2 separate regions of the Homo sapiens genome follow, and region 2 is linked to region 1. The links are chromatin loops, found by intact Hi-C in ENCODE. Cell type or tissue: IMR-90. All regions are shown on one strand. Each heading gives the region's core, and the rest is flanking DNA. Links, peaks and the distances in the headings are about the cores only. Region 1 overlaps LINC01418 (long intergenic non-protein coding RNA 1418). Region 2 overlaps LOC102723985 (a long non-coding RNA gene).

Region 1 (2,929 bases), core at 107-2,606:
GCTACTTCTTGTGTTTGCGTCAGACAACATGCCTTTTTTTTTTAAAAAAAACATAGGCATGTTAGAGAGTGCATGCTTCATCATTTAAATGCCAGACTAGTTTCATGCATTATTCTTTAAAGTTGCTAATCCTGTAGATTTCCCATTAGCAGATTTACATAAGTGCACCTCTCCTGAATGAATATGTTAGCTCATGTTGCATTATAAAGCCCCTTTATCTGACAGTTGCACCTGTCATGGGGTATCCTCAATTTACTTAGTTGAAGATATTTTTCTGAGGTCATTTGTTTTTCTTTCTAGGGTTAAAGGTTCTGCACAATTTTTCCTTTTCCTTCACATCTGCAAAGGTTCTTAGAATGCCTACAAATGAACACTACATGCTCTGTTTTAAAGTCTTAGGTGATTTCTCCCCTGGGGCATATACATTTACTTCTTAAGGTCTTGTAATTCACTTGAAAATGCACATTTACTCACACCAATAAAATTTTCTTCCAGCTATATATTTTCCTGCATTACATCATCTCATTAAGCACCAGAATCACCCAGGCTTGGATTTCCCCCAAAGATTGTGGGAAATTTGTGACTGGCTCCATGAAATGAGCTCTTATTCTGTGATGGTCTAAAAATAGTTGCACCAAACCACAAAAACATATTGCCAGTGGCTTAGATTAATGCCTTTCTTCTGTGATCAGGAGCTATTAGGTGATGGTGTGGGAAGGAGGCTCAGAGATCACCTGGGCAAGATTTTTAATTTACAGATAAGAAAATTGAGTCTCTGACAAGTGAAGTGAATTGCTTATGGTCCACAGTGAGTTCTTGTCACCTCCAGCACTGGAACTCACATTTCTGGATTCCCTACTTTGAAGAAAAAATATCCAACTTGGATGCTTGGAAGATAGGAGAGCAAGAGGGTTGAAATCCTGCAGATCTGGATTAAAATTCCAACTTGATCACTTAGCTATGTTGACCTTGGGAAACTTCAACATATCTATGTCTATTCATCTCTAAAATGGGTATAATAGTAGTAGACTCCTTAGAGAATTGTTATGACAACTAAATGACATAATCCATGCAAAGGTATTAATGCAATGTCTGACATGTAGTAACTGCTCAATGATTGGCAGGTAATCATTTTAACTATTTTTATATATAAAAAGAATAGGATAAAGACAAAATGTTTACATTACTCAGATGAAGCTATCTGAGTAAGAAGTGATTGCTTTCCATAAGTAGAAACAAATATTGGGTGGGTGTGGGGAAATCTAACGAAAGTTTTTGTTGTCATCATGCTATTTTAAGTTGACTGTACACGCTTGAAGTTGAGTCACGCTCACAATAATTTATCCTGCAATTAGGGAAGGGTGCCACTAGGTGGCAGTAGTTTCTTAGTCATGGTTGTATAATTTTGGTCACCAAAAGGATGATAAAAGGAGACGTAATTGGAACATGTTTCAATTCATACACATTTTAAAGTCGACCTCATCACCACTACATACTCACATTTATTAAAATACTGTAATTGACAGGCCTTTGAAGTCAGATATACTTGAGTTTGAAATCCTTCCACTTTTTAGATCAATGTGGGCAAGTACTTGTATAAACACTACCCAGATTAATAAATAAAATATTACCAACACCCCAGATGCCTTTTCCACTATTAATGGACATTTGGATCATTCCCAATTTTGGCTATTAAAATAATGATACTAGGAATATTCTTATAATGTATTTTGGTGTATATATGTATGCGATTTCTTTGGATATGTGTATAGGAATAGAACTGATGGGTCATAGGGTAGGCATACCTGTAGCTTTAGTACATACTGGCATAGTTTTCTGAAGTGGCTGTATCACTTTCTACTTCTACCAGGTGTCTATGAAAGTTCCATTTGCCCAACATCTTTGTCTGTAAGTGGTATTGTTACATGAAATTTTTAAACATGATCTAGCAGATGTATAGAGATGTCTCATTGTGTTCTTAACATGTATTTCTCTGATGACTAATAATGTAGAGAAACTTTTCATGGATTTTGGCCATTTGGATATGCTCTTTTGTGAAGTTCCTGTTCAAGACCGTTGCCTAGGGTTGAACATGTTGTCTCTCATTTTAAAGATTGATAGGTAGGAGTTCTTTATACGTGCTGCATGAAAATCCTCTTCTCCCACTCAGTCGCTTGCCTTTCACTCTCTTAATGGTGTCTTGATAAATAGACAGTCTTCATTTAATGAAGCTCAATTTGCCAATCTTTTCCTTTATGTTTGTGTGTGTGTGTGTGTGTGTGTGTTTTAAAAGAAACATTGGCCTACGCCAAGGTTATGAAGATCAGTCGCTGAGGCTGGGGATAGCCTGGCACTAATTGGCTTAGGCCAATTACCTGGTTAACCCCTGTGGTAGGGAGATGGGATGACCCTGATTGGATTAGACCAATCAGGATTCACCTGGGGCACTAGTGTTAGGTCAATGTTCCTCAAAGCACAAGGGCTCTGTGAGGGAGCTGGAGGATTTGAACAAAAATTGGGTGCCGTTAAGATGGGAGAGAGGTGAGTGGATGCTGAGTGGCTCACCACCAAAGCACCTCGCAATTCTATGCACCAAGTAGATTGGAGTCCAGAGGAAAGGAAAATGAATGACCTTCAAGTGTTTCCCCAAAGAACACTCCAGAAGTTAGTATACAAACCGATTTTAAATGTTATTAAATTTCTTACTTATTCACCCCTTGCCTTCTTTTTTACCATCTCCGCATCATGTATATAAATGGACATGGACATGTCCACGTCATATGCACGGGCACACACATATGCATACACACAAGTCCTCCACTGCCTTCTTCACTTTCAAGGGTTGCCTAGGGTTGAACGTTTCCCTTTTGTACATGTTCACAAATTTCAGACTCAATACTACCAATCATTCCAAAATTTCAGGGAAGAT
Region 2 (2,929 bases), core at 180-2,679, 300 kb after region 1:
CTCCGTTTACTCTGCATCACTTTCTAGGAAAGAAAAGTGATGAGTCAGCTCTTGACACTGTGCCTTCAGTGTGATCCCCCTACATTCTAGAAAACAGCAATGCCTCAAAGCTGATTCTCAACGCTGCTACAGGCTTTTTCTCTATTTGGGGTTTCTATTGATTCTTTCCGTCATTATCTTTCCTAAAAGGGCAGCGTATAAAGGGGAATAGTTGCACAAAGGGGTATTTTAAGAATAATTCGCCTTTAGGTGTGTGCTTCCAGAAGACACTGGTGGAGAAACTACTTCTGTGGGAGAAAAAGTACAGTGGCCTCTAGGGTGAGAACTCAAGGTGTCAGCAGCACCTACATAAAGCAAGACACCAGCCATGTGCCACCACACTGCCACCAGGAGACAGGTCCTGCTTGTGTTGATCCCTGGTGACATGACCAGAACCAAAACAAACGAACAAACAAACAAACAAACAACCTTAAAGTAGGTAAAGATCTTGAAGGTGGCAAAATGATGCCAATCCAAGAAGAAACCAATTCCTAATGTGAAATGGATACACTGACCCTGCCAACCAAGGGCATTGTCTTTCCCAGTTTGAACAAAACCACAATCCATTAACTCCAGTATTGATGATTTTCTTCTATTCTAGGCCCTGAGCTCTTTTTGGGTCAACTGCAGCTGCAACTCTAGAGCGACAATAAGGATGTGTTTGAGGTGCTGAGGGAGGAGGAGGATGGAGTGAGAAGGTGACAACATTCAGCCAGGTGCCCCCAAAACATGGAGGCAAGAGAAAGAGAATTTGTCCAAGTGCAAGGTCTGCAGGCAGTGCAGGGCAGCTACCAGCAGGGCCCATTTTTATGGGATTGTGAAAGGTGATTCTGGAAAGGCAGGCAGCAGCTACAACATGAAAGATCTTTGGACTGTGTCTGTATATGATAAGAAGTCAAAGAAGTATCTTTAAAACAAGAGGAGCAAAGAGAGCTCATCCTGGTAACAGATGGAGGGTTAGGCTTGCCTAAGTTTACAGAAGTAGGTAATGACAGGGCTAAGAGAGAACTCAGCTCATTTTAATTCCATATTGCTTATCTTTCTCTTGTGCTTTGCAGTGTGTGTGTGTATGTGTGTGTGTGCGTGTGTGTAGGGAGGAGGGGTGAGATTGGCAAAAGTTGAGCCAGATTATACTGATTAATTAGTTCAACACCCATTTTGCTGAGAGCATACCGTGCCCACAGTGCTGAGTTGAGCAAACTTAAGAGGTGATATGAAAGGAGCAAAAGTGCTTAAAAATCTGGGAAAGGGTATCCATCCCTGGTGCATTGGTTTTGATTATTCCTCAGCTATATAAACATCCAAAGAGATGACCTCATATATTCCACAGGCATGACCGAAGATTATGGCACAGATGTTCTGAAATAAACAATGTTAGTGCAAGCACATAGCTGCACAGTCCTGTAATGGTCCCGAGAAGAGCTTAGACCATTTTTTTAAAAAACATAAACCACAAGTTAAGGCTAAATCAGAAAGAAAATAGAAACCTTTCTTCATCTGCTCTGTTCTTGGTTTCATGTTTTATAGATGGCCTGGGAAGCCCTCTGCACGCCTTTCTCAACTAAGGAATTTGTGGAAGTAGAATTTCTTCTGTTGACAGAATTCTGCTGAGAACTGAATTTTCTGCTGTTTTCATTACTCTTTTCTAAATGTTTCACAGTTCTGTTTTTTTTACAGCCAGATTTCCATTTGATACTGGTTGTGGTTACACTAAAAGTAACATCTATGGCCAAATGGCTGGAAATTTTACATTTTTGACACCGAGATTTTTCCTGTACTTCACGGAGGGCAAGGGTTATACCCTATTTTTTCCCAGTCTCCCACAGTGCCCAACCCAGACGACCGTACATAATAAGCGCTTTATTCTCAGCACTGCTGTATGCCTCATTGGAACAGGATGCCCAAGGTGATGGCTGCAGAAATGGATGGATTGGAGCGTGACTTGCCAAGACAGGTACGACCCCAGCCTGGACTTGTTTCATTCCGAAATAAAATCAGGAAGGGAGTCTCAGTTCTGACTAATAACATTCTGTCATTCAGGCTAGTGGGGACTCAGAATCATATTTAAATTATTTAGATAAAAAATTGAACTTGAGAGCAAATTCATACCTCTAAAAGTTAAGAATGTAGTTGCTACTGTGACCTGCTGGTATAAGCTGAGATCAGCATAACCTTCTCACTAGTTGAGACGTTAGTTCATAAAAAGCTTTATTCACGCAAGGAAAATGTTCTTAAAAATATTTAATGTAATTCACATAATTCATAAGGAACTACAATTACAAAATCTTTTTATTAGTTATTTTATATTCTGCAAAGGTACAATTTTGGACTATTATAATACTTTCCCAGAACTGCCTCGGGGGAAATATTTTTATTACCTAGCAAAGAAACCTGATTTTAGACCAGGGTAGTTCTACAGAACATTTTAATGTAACTATTTTTCAATAGCTACATAAAATTATATTCATTTATATCATAACAAAGGTATACAAAGACCATAAAAATAGAAGTACAGATTCCAAATAGTTTACTATTAAAATTATGCAGATGTCACTCAATCTCAATTAACTATGATCTCAGTCTCCTTGTCACAGGGGCATGATCAACCACGTTACAGTGATAAAGAAAGTGGAACTCAGGGACGTTAAATTACTTGCCCAAGGAAACATGTACTAGGTGGAAAAATCTAGATAAAAATCTGTGATTGAAAACCTGTAACTCATCAAAAATTGAAGTACAAAAAACTTATATTCACAAATGAGAAGGAAACTGAGATATTTATTAAAAAATATATTCTTCTCTCCACTATCTCTCTTTCCTTCCCCAAGTACCCCAAACCCAACCTAGTTTTGAGACTAGCTCTTTTTCTACATGAATTATCTTTAGATTC

Evidence for each region. A loop is a pair of places that touch in the nucleus more often than their neighbours do. Peaks named below come from ENCODE experiments on the same cell type or tissue, not always from the same donor. Only the 100,000 strongest peaks of a DNase experiment are listed, where the experiment ranks them.
Region 2: it touches region 1 in a loop (12-fold over the local background); 1 of 110 quality-filtered maps calls a loop at or near these places.

What each region holds. Positions count from the first base shown.
Region 1 is chr15:81,938,226-81,941,154 of GRCh38, reverse strand. All of the region lies in intron 3 of LINC01418 (long intergenic non-protein coding RNA 1418), which reads left to right. Among named protein-coding and RNA genes, the nearest start is that of LINC01418, 28 kb to the left of the region's middle. In IMR-90, for the core only: a CTCF peak has its summit at 1,364 (motif pointing right); DNase peaks (open chromatin) are centred at 574 and 1,344; H3K27ac peaks cover 600 bases.
Region 2 is chr15:81,641,073-81,644,001 of GRCh38, reverse strand. It overlaps LOC102723985 (a long non-coding RNA gene), which reads left to right. Exons shown (of 3, transcript XR_007064738.1): 2 at 1-1,993. Among named protein-coding and RNA genes, the nearest start is that of TMC3, 270 kb to the right of the region's middle. In IMR-90, for the core only: no CTCF peak of the experiment used is centred there; a DNase peak (open chromatin) is centred at 1,401; H3K27ac peaks cover 1,726 bases.